Regions from separate parts of the Homo sapiens genome. Here region 2 is linked to region 1. Evidence: read pairs that join two places in POLR2A ChIA-PET (ENCODE). Cell type or tissue: GM12878. All regions are shown on one strand. Links, peaks and the distances in the headings refer to the core of each region. The heading gives the core; the rest is flanking DNA.

What was found. Peaks named below come from ENCODE experiments on the same cell type or tissue, not always from the same donor. Only the 100,000 strongest peaks of a DNase experiment are listed, where the experiment ranks them.
Region 2: POLR2A ChIA-PET joins it to region 1 with 7 read pairs; 2 of 35 experiments call an interaction of 5 or more read pairs at or near these places.

What each region holds. Positions count from the first base shown.
Region 1 is chr6:113,870,302-113,875,142 of GRCh38, forward strand. It overlaps MROCKI (MARCKS cis regulating lncRNA promoter of cytokines and inflammation), which reads right to left and starts at 3,046. Exons shown (of 3, transcript NR_038863.2): 1 at 2,693-3,046; 2 at 368-433; 3 at 1-42. LOC124901382 (a long non-coding RNA gene) reads left to right here and starts at 3,104. Exons shown (of 3, transcript XR_007059716.1): 1 at 3,104-3,522. In GM12878, for the core only: a CTCF peak has its summit at 3,226; a DNase peak (open chromatin) is centred at 3,085; H3K4me3 peaks cover 1,283 bases.
Region 2 is chr6:113,672,594-113,677,434 of GRCh38, forward strand. LOC124901381 (a long non-coding RNA gene) reads left to right here. Exons shown (of 2, transcript XR_007059715.1): 2 at 4,461-4,737. Among named protein-coding and RNA genes, the nearest start is that of LINC02541, 25 kb to the left of the region's middle. In GM12878, for the core only: no CTCF peak of the experiment used is centred there; no DNase peak of the experiment used is centred there.

The DNA.
Region 1 (4,841 bases), core at 609-4,608:
ACTGCGGAGCCCAAAGTGTCCTTTGGCAGGATTACTTCACAGCTTTATATAAAAAAAGAATTTTTGAGGATGTTAGATTTAAGTGACCACGGGGTAACATTTCTTTCTAAGTAAATCACCAACTAGAGCTATTTATTTTAGTGTATTTGAGAAACTGGGAGCCATTGGATGAGGCAATAGATCATCTAAAATAGGTAACATTTGAATAGAATTAAGGACTTCTGGTGAGATTATAATGAAAAAGAAGCCTATAGATTAAGGTCAGATTATACAATATTAATTATTAACTGGAAAAACAATTATGTTAACAATGCCATTTTCCTCCAGTGTCTGAGGTACTATCTAGCTAGTTCATTACTTGGCTTACCATATACAATGAATGTCTTTTTTTCCTTTTCTCATTTGCTTCCTGATATTTTGAAAGCATGAGTTACTGCCGGGAAACAAGGGATACAGAAAAGACAGAGAAATGTATTAAGTGACAGTAGAAGACAGAGGAATGTATTAAATTACAGCAACTGCATATGTTTAAAAATTTTCAGAACATTTTAAATGAGAATTTTTATGTTAATTTAAAAAATTAGTTGCTATATAGCTTCTAATTTAAAATTTTCACATGGTCTAGAAGCAAAATTTACTAGAACTCCAGTGATGAGTTTATTTAAAACAAACAAAAAATATACCAATACTAGTTTATTTTCCAAACTATAGTGAGAAGTTGTTATTCATATATCTGGATTTGAATTATACATTTTTCAGCATTCTTACCACAGCACAAAGATTTTTTTCATGCTTAGTAATGTTTAGTGAACAGGAAGGACTTAATATAACAATCAGTAAGAAAGAATTCTAGCTTTCTAGCTGTAGTATTATCATATGAAAAAGATTTTTTTTTCCTTGAGACAGAGTCTTACTTGCTCTGTCACCCAGGCTGTAGTGCAGTGGTGCCATCTCAGCCCACTGCAACCTCCACCTCCTGGGTTCAAGTGATTCTCGTGCCTCGGCCTCCCAAGTAGCTGGGATTACAGGTGTGCATCACCATGCCAGGCTAATTTTTTTTTTTATTTTTAGTAGAGACAAGTTCTCACCATGTTGGAAAGGCTGGTCTTGAACTCCTGACCTCAAGTGATCTGCCTGCCTCAGTCTCCCAAAGTGCTGGGATTACAGGCATGAGCCACCATGCCGGGCTTGAAAAATATTTTCTGTAAAGCATTTCTACCATAACTTCTTGAGACTTAAAACAGAGAAAAACATATTCATTGAGAAAATGCAGTTTTGATTTTTTATTGTTTAGATCAAGAATACGAACATTGAAACCAATTACTCATAAAGGGTGCTTCCTCTAGACCTTCTTATTGTCCTGAATTCCTATTTCATTAGCAAAAGTACATTTACATGAAATATATATATATATATATATATATATATTTCATATATATGAATCTGGCATAAATATGGATGCATACTTCCCATTATTAAAATTAGAATTCTTTAAACAAAACAAAATTTTCCTCTATTTTCAATTCTTGTCACTTCTGCCATTTGCTGCTTGAAGTCCTTAAAAAATATTATGTCTTCTGAATGCTTTCTAAGACTATAGAGAATATTGGTTGAATGAGGTTTAGAGTTGGCTAAAGGAGGGCTTTTTTGACCAGAAGTTGATTCTCTGAAGTTTTTTGTGTGTCTTTAACTTGTTTTTTTCCACTGATTAATCTTTCATAGTATGTAGTTATAATGGTAACCATCACGTACATCTGACCTACAATAAAGAAGAAAATGGACAGAAAAAAGATTATTAACTTTTCTTCCTTTTTTGTTCTTCTGTAGGTCTCATTCCTGTCAGTTAGACTTGAGGTCATGCTATTTCCTGTTGGGGTCACGAGGATGAATTAGTGATTAGACACTTAGGTGCTGGACTCAAAGGGACCTGGCTCCATCACATGCAAACTTTTTGTAAAAGAAGGTACATTGTTTTATAATGTGCGTTTTTGGTTGAATATTAAACTAAAACTTGAGAGCAATCTAGCTCAGGTAGACACTGGTGTCCTGAAATCATTTGCAATACATTTAAACTAAGATATACTAGATAAAGATATTAAAACAAAAGAAAAGGTTTAGATTTTATTCCATATTTCATTTATATTTTTACCAAACACCTATTGAATATCTAATATGTTCTAGGGAATGGACTTGGATCTAGAAACTTAAGAGTGAATGTGCAAATGCCTAGAATCTGTTCTGGTAAGAAATTCACTTCAGTAAAAAACAATACTAATATTATCAATAATAATCCATAATGTGATTTTTTAAAGCCAACTCATTTAATCTATTATATCTATATAATAGATTAGATTATAATCTAGACTGTATAATCTATAGTCTAGATTATAGACATTTAATAAAAACAAATTGAATTTTGTAAAAAAAGTACTTAATATACCTAGTAAAGTTTTATATGCCAAGTTTGTATTTTAATAATATTTTTATTTTAATAAATATCAGGAAGAAATAAACATAAAACATAGGAAGTGCATGTTCAGGTTATCTATTGTCATATTACAAACCACCTGAAAACTCAGTCGTATAAAACAACAATTATTTTTAAATTTTTGAACAGCTTTATATATAATTGACATATAATAAACTGCACATTTTAAAGTGCACACTTTGATAAGCATACATAGGTACACACCTGTGAAACCATCGCCAAAATCAAGATCATGACCGTATCCACAAATTTCATGATTCTGTAGGTCAAGGATTAGAGCAGCCATAAGCAGAGAGTTTGTCCCTGATACACGATGTTTTTGGCCACAGCTGTAGTTGTTTGGATAGCTGGGGGCTCCTGGGATGGCTAGAGTGGGATCATATGCCTGGAGTCTTCATTCTTCTCCATTGGATGTTTGCTGGGATGAGAAGGTCCAAGATAGTCCTTTGATAATGTGTCGTGGTGCCTGGGCTGGGATGGCTGAAACACAGGAGACCTAGCAGAAATTCTCTATACTCACCGCCATCTCCGGATAGTCAGACTTCTCACTCGGCAGCTGGCTTCCCCCAGGTCCGAAGTTCAAGAGACTTTCAAAAGACAGGAAGTGAAAGCTGCCAGTCTCTTTCAGCCTGAGCCCGAGACACTGGCACAGTTTTACTTCCACTATGCTTTATTGGTCAAAGCAGTCTCTGAGCCCACCCAGATTCTGGGAAAGAAGGACATTGACACCACCTCTTGATGAGATAATGTCAAAGAATTTTGACCATCTTTAAAGCACCACAACGCATGTTGGATATTCTATATTCCTGAGTGAAAGAAGACTTCAATTTGGTCACATGAACAAACTATTTCTGTGTTTTACAAGGGCAATAGTAGGGAAAGGAGGTGGTAGTAATATCAGAATTTCCATCAACTCTTCTGTCTTCGTTGCTGTTTATCAAGTAATGTTCTTCAAACAAACTGGAGTTGCTATGCCTTGATATGGTATAAATGAGTGTGTTTTGGATACAAATACACATGGTAAAGGTAATATGGTAAATACCATTGTTTATTTATATTATTTATATTATATTTATATTGTTTATTTATATTAATGGTATACTTTAGCCAAGTAAGTTTTTATCAAGATTCCAAAATATTATTGAGACATAATCAATTCAGTAAAAAACTATTTGAGATGGACACATCGGATTCTAGTGATGTTACTCCCCCAGGGTCTTACCCTATTGGGAATCTATTGTATAACTCACATATAACTGTACCTTTGGCCAGGCGTGTTGGCTCACGCCTGTAATCCCAGCACTTTGAGAGGCTGAGGTGGGTGGATCAATGGGTCAGGAGATCAAGACCATCCTGGCCAACATGGTGAAATCCCATCTTTACAAAAATTAGCTGGGTGTGGTGGCACACGCCTGTAATCCCAGCTACTCGGAAGGCTGAAGCAGGAGAATCGCTTGAACCCAGGAGGTGGAGATTACAGTGAGCCAAGATCGTGCCATTGCACTCCAGCCTGGTGACAGAACAAGACTTTGTCTAAAAAACAAACAAACAACTGTACCTTTATAAAAATTCCATCTTTTAAAAGTCTATAAATGGATCTGTTACATTTTAACAAACTACTAGAGGTAATTTCAAATAGATCACTTCAAATTTTCTGAATAAATATAATCTGTTGTGAGGATAGCATCTTGAAGAAATGTTATCAAGCCGTGGTAAAAATATATCTTTCCTTATATGTTCAACCACCATGTGAAATGTGTGAATCTAGCATAAAATGCAGTAAAAAAAAATTTTTTTTAAGTCAGTGAAATAAACTAAGTAAATTTTTCAAGAGAATGTTTTTATTGTGATCTTTTGAGTAGCACAAGGGAAACACAAAGTATAAATACGGTTTTTATACATGGAAAGGGGACACGTGACTCATTTAAGAGGAGCTAAATAATTATTAACAATTGTTTGTATTATTTAAATATTTGTTCAATGGCAGTGGCTACTACTTGTAAAGAAAGAGATACCCCATATCATCCTTTTGGATTCCACTTAACCATAAATAGTCATCTTGGTGGCCCAGTGGCCCTTGTTTCATAAATTTCTCACTGTACCACCATCCTAAAACATCTCTTCTGGCTAAAGCACACAGGAATGCAAAGAAGGAAGATAGACTCTTTATGAGTGCACATGTCCTTGCATACCTGTATTTCTATATCAGGGAGATCACAAAGAACCATTAAAAATGTAAGCCATTTGGAACACTAGAGCTAGAGGAGTGGCCAGATGGTAAAGATCTTGATCATATAGTACATCTGAAGGTGATGTATAGGGGCAGGAAGTATCTGCCACAGAACAGAGTTTA
Region 2 (4,841 bases), core at 456-4,455, 200 kb before region 1:
CTGTGCGTCTTCCAAAGGTACATTTGCAGCCAAAGAACAGCTTAAATCCTGGGAAAATCTGCCTCAATAACGTTTTTTTGGAGAAAGAGGCAAGATATTTTTTTCTCCCTGCATTTGGATTTGGCCAATATCTCATTTTAAACAGCCTATTCTCAAAAGCATTACGACATAGGAAGAAGGAGGAGTGCCATCAGCAAACCGAAACAAACATGGGTCCACTAGTGTGCCCAGGGCTTCCTGCCAGGCCAGCCCATCCAGATACAGGCACCCCTCCTCTTGGTGTCCCTAGACAGGCAAGGCTGACCAGCTACAGCTGGCTGCATGCACCTTGGGAGCCACAGATTGCGTTTGTTGATAAGTAAACACATTATTGCTTATCAGATGCGCATTCTTTTCCAATGTGCAAAATATTCCCGTATGGCATGCAAAAGCTTATTTTGGAAGTATCCCCAAACAGCTTTGAGTAGGAATTCCCAGTGAGCAGATTCCCTCATTATTATACCCAATCATCCTTTCAATCTCTCTTAGACATTGCTTGTAACTGACTCCTTTATGATTGCATTGCTTTCTTTCTTGCTACAACAAATGCAGAGATCTGGTTTAAGACTAAATCTCAGGTTCAAACACTCAGAAGGAAGATTTCCTCTAGCTCAGTGATGATCAAACTAGCAGGCATAAAAATCATCAGGAAAGCTTGTTAAAACACAGATAGCTGAGCCCCACCCCCACAGCTTCTGATTTGGTTGATCTGGTATGGGGCCCCGGAATTTGCCTCACTCGCAAGTCCTCAGGTAATGTTGATGCTACTGGTCTGGAGACCACACTTTGAGAACTACTGTTCTAAACAAATTGGCTGTCATGCTGAGTGCAAAAACTCAGCAGGTGTGCACAGAAAAAGCTGGCTTTAATGCACCAGCCCAGGCACTCTTAAACTCAGACGAAGAGAAAGAGAGTGGACTGTTCCCTTTCCAGCAAAGAGTAGGAAATGACAGCTCCCATGAATCCAGGAAAGATGGATGGAGAACCTAGTGGAAGGAGGGGCCCCTGGAGGAGCTGGGAAGGCCATGTCTGAGCATTGTTGCCAGTGGGCTCCAGTGTATTAGGTACCACACAGACTGGAAAAGAGAACTCCGAGAAACTTCGGTAATGGTTATTAGAAGAGTAAGGAGCTGGTTTTCCAAACACAAGTTATGGAGCATTTTTTCCAAATTACATTACACAAGTCAATCATAATCTTGTATTTCAAACATTTTCAAATAAATTTGAATTTCTGGATCATAACTAAATTACATCATCTAGTTCATATCTTGAGGCCTATAGATTCTAACTAGTCTAAGAGGCAGTCTGTTAATCAAAGGGATAAAATCTAGTTATAAAATAGCATTTGCATAATAGATCTAAGCACCAAAAGAGGATTGTCCAGGGGGCCCTTTTGAATATCAGAAGATATAAAAAATATTTTATATCTTTGGGGCCGATATATAAAGATTATCAGCCCTAAACACTATCATGTATATAATATGCAACTTACAGATATGCATTATTACTCAGATGCAAGCCAGTCTAAGACAAGACACTCAACTATCTCCAGGTCTGAAGTATTCATTTATCACCACTTGGAGCCATTTAATTATTTATTAAGCGAGACCTGACTAAACAACACGAATAGAGCCCTGGCTGCCAGCCCAGTCCAAGTCCTCATTATTGCACTATGCCTGGATTAAAATCCTTTTCATTGATCTTAATGGGTCAAGATAGGCTCTACTTTAAAAAACCTTTTTATAACTCCTTAGCTTCATGATATGGCCACCCTTTACATTTCCAGTGTCCTCGCTCACTATCCACCCACCCAATGCCCAAGAATGCGACACCAATCAACCTAGAAACCCTATGCATTGCCTCTGATTAATATTCCTAAAACAACAGTGTTTTCATCTTATTGATAACTACCTTGCTCGAAAACATACAGTGACCCCTCACTGCCTACAGATTTAAGGTCAGCCCCTCTCTCTTTTTAAAAACAGAAATTCAATTTCTTCAATTGTTATTGAGATGGGGTCTCATTGTATTGCCCAGGCTGGTCTCAAACTCCTGGGCTAAAGAGATCTTCCTGCCTTGGCCTCCCAAAGGGCTAGTATTATGGGTATGAGCCACCACACCCAACCCAAGCGCCTCTCTTTTTATTGAAAAGAGTTCACTGTTTAACCTAACTCACCTTATTTCAATAACTCCCTAAATAAGCACTTGACTCCAGAACATCAGTTTCACACACAAGTGTGTGCATGTGCTCACACCCACATGCCATCTCAGTCTGAGCTTCTCTGTAAGACAACACATGGCTATTTCTCAGGGTCTATCTGACTTCCTAGAGCTGCGCTACCTAAAGAGTAGTCTGCAGAAGAGTACTAGGCCATGCACTGTCATGGTTTTTACACTTTCAAAAAGTTGTACAAGAATAAAAAATTGAATAATATGTAACAGAGAACATGTGTGGCCACACAACCAAAAGTATATCCTATGTGGCTTCCACTTTTACAGGAAATGTTTGGCTGGTCATCGTGGCTCATGCCTGTAATCCCAGCACTTTGGGAGGCTGAGGCAGGAGGATCACTTGAGCCCAGGAGTTCAAGACCAACTTGGGCAACGGAGTGAGACCCCATCTCTTAAAAAAAAAAAAAAAAAAAACTGGCCTGGCATGGTGGTATACACATGTGGTGGTATACACATGTGGTACTAGCTACTCGGGAGGCTAAGGTGAGAAGAGCACTTGAGCCCAGGAGGCCAAGGCTGCAGTGAGCTGTGGTCACACCACTGAATCCCAACCTGGGTGACAGAGCAAGATCCTGTCTTTAAAAAAAAAAAAAAACGGCCGGGCGCTCATGCCTGTAATCCCAGCACTTTGGGAGGCCCAGGAGGGTGGATCACCTGAGGTCAGGAGTTCAAGACCAGCCTGGCCAACATGGTGAAATCCCATCTCTACTAAAAATATAAAAATTAGCCAGGTGTGGTGGCGGGTAACCTCAGCAACTCAGGATGCTGAGGCAGGAGAATTGCTGGAACCTGGGAGGCAGAGGTTTCAATGAGCCGACATCACGCCATTGCACTCCAGCCCGGGCCAACAACAGCGAGACTGCGTCTCAAAAAAAAAAAAATCAGTAAAAGTTTGCTGGCTACATTCTAGAGCACTATGCCTTCATACTATCAAGAGTGCTTTATATTAATGTAAAGGTTTATACTATTATTTCATTTCCTATATGCCTTGCTTTCCTAATAAGACAATGCACATTTTTTGTGAGGGGAGATCAGAAGACTTCAGATAGGGCAGAGCCTGCAGTACACATAGAATTAGCTGTAGTGTGGTCTGAATGTTTGTGCTCCTCAAAATTCATATGTTAAAATGTAATCCTCCATGTAAGAGGAGGAGCCTTTTGGGAAGTGAAAAGGTCCTGAGGGCTTCACCCTCATGAATGGGTAAATTGCCTTAGAAAAGAGGCCTGAGGAAGCTTGTTTGCCCTTTTTGCCATTTAAAAACCCAGGGAAGGCACTGTCTGTGAAGAACGGGTCCTCACCAGACATGAAATCTGCTGGCACCCCGATACTTGACTTCCCAGCCTCCAGCCTGTGAGCAATAAGTTTCCATTGTTTATACATTACACAGTGTAAGGTATTTTGTTATCACAGTCCAAACGAACTAAGACGGTAGGTATCAAAAAGTGTTGATTTAATTGAACTGGCTCTGTTATCTTTATGTTCTCAAAAGCAAATTTCTCAGAATTTGGGTCTCTCACACACACCTCCCATTGTTTACTTTTGTCTGCTTAGTAACAATACAAGTTAGCTCTGCTTTACATTACTAAGAGCATTTTTTCAGTCTCACCAACTTTTTTTTTTCGAGATAGGGTCTTGCTTTGTTGCCCAGGCTGGAGTACAGTGGCACAATCTTGGCTCACTGCAGGCTCTGCTCTTGGGTTCAAAAGATTCTCATGCCTCAACCTCCCGAGTAGCAAGGATTACAAGCATATGCCACCACACCTGGCTAATTTTTTTTGTATTTTTAGTAGAAACAGGGTTTCGTCATGTTGGCCAGGCTGGTCTCAAACCCCTGGCCTCAAATGATACACCCCCGTCAGCTTCCCAAACTGCTGGGATTACAGGCTTGAGCCACCGTGCCCAGCCCTCATCAACTATTTAATGGAATGAACCTAAATACCTGTATTTGGTGAACAAGAATATCTACAGACAGGAAGGTTTCCATAAGGGGCTTGTGGTAGGCAGACCCTAAGATGGTCTCCCCTGGTCTCTCCTGGTATTCACCCCTTGGGCAGTCCATCCCCTTCAGTGTAGGCTGGACCTAGAAACTTGCTTCTAGAATATGGTAGAATTAATGGGGTGCCACTTCTCTGAGCAGGTTGTAGAATGTCTGCTGCTTCTGTCTCAGGGCTCTCCCTTGCTCTCTCTAGGATCTGGGGGAAGCCAGTTGTGCTTCTTAAGGCCTCCCTGTTGAGAGACTCATGCCAGTGAACTTGGAAGCAGATCTCCTAAAGCCTCTCAACAGCTACAGAAATTAACTTGAAAGGAGATCCTCTAACCAGCTGAGGCTTGAGATGACTGCAGCCCTGGCCAGGACCTCAGTCGCAGGCTGTGAGAGTCCTGGAGCCAAAATCACCCAGAGAAGCTACTCCTGGATTCCCAACACAGACCATTGAAATAATAAATGTTTATTGCTTTAACCTCTAAGGTTTTGGGGGTGATTTGTTATAGTAGTAGATAATTAATACAGAGCTATAATTTGTGGTTCAGACAAAAGGTTGTATATTTCCTGCTAAAAATCCATAAAAACC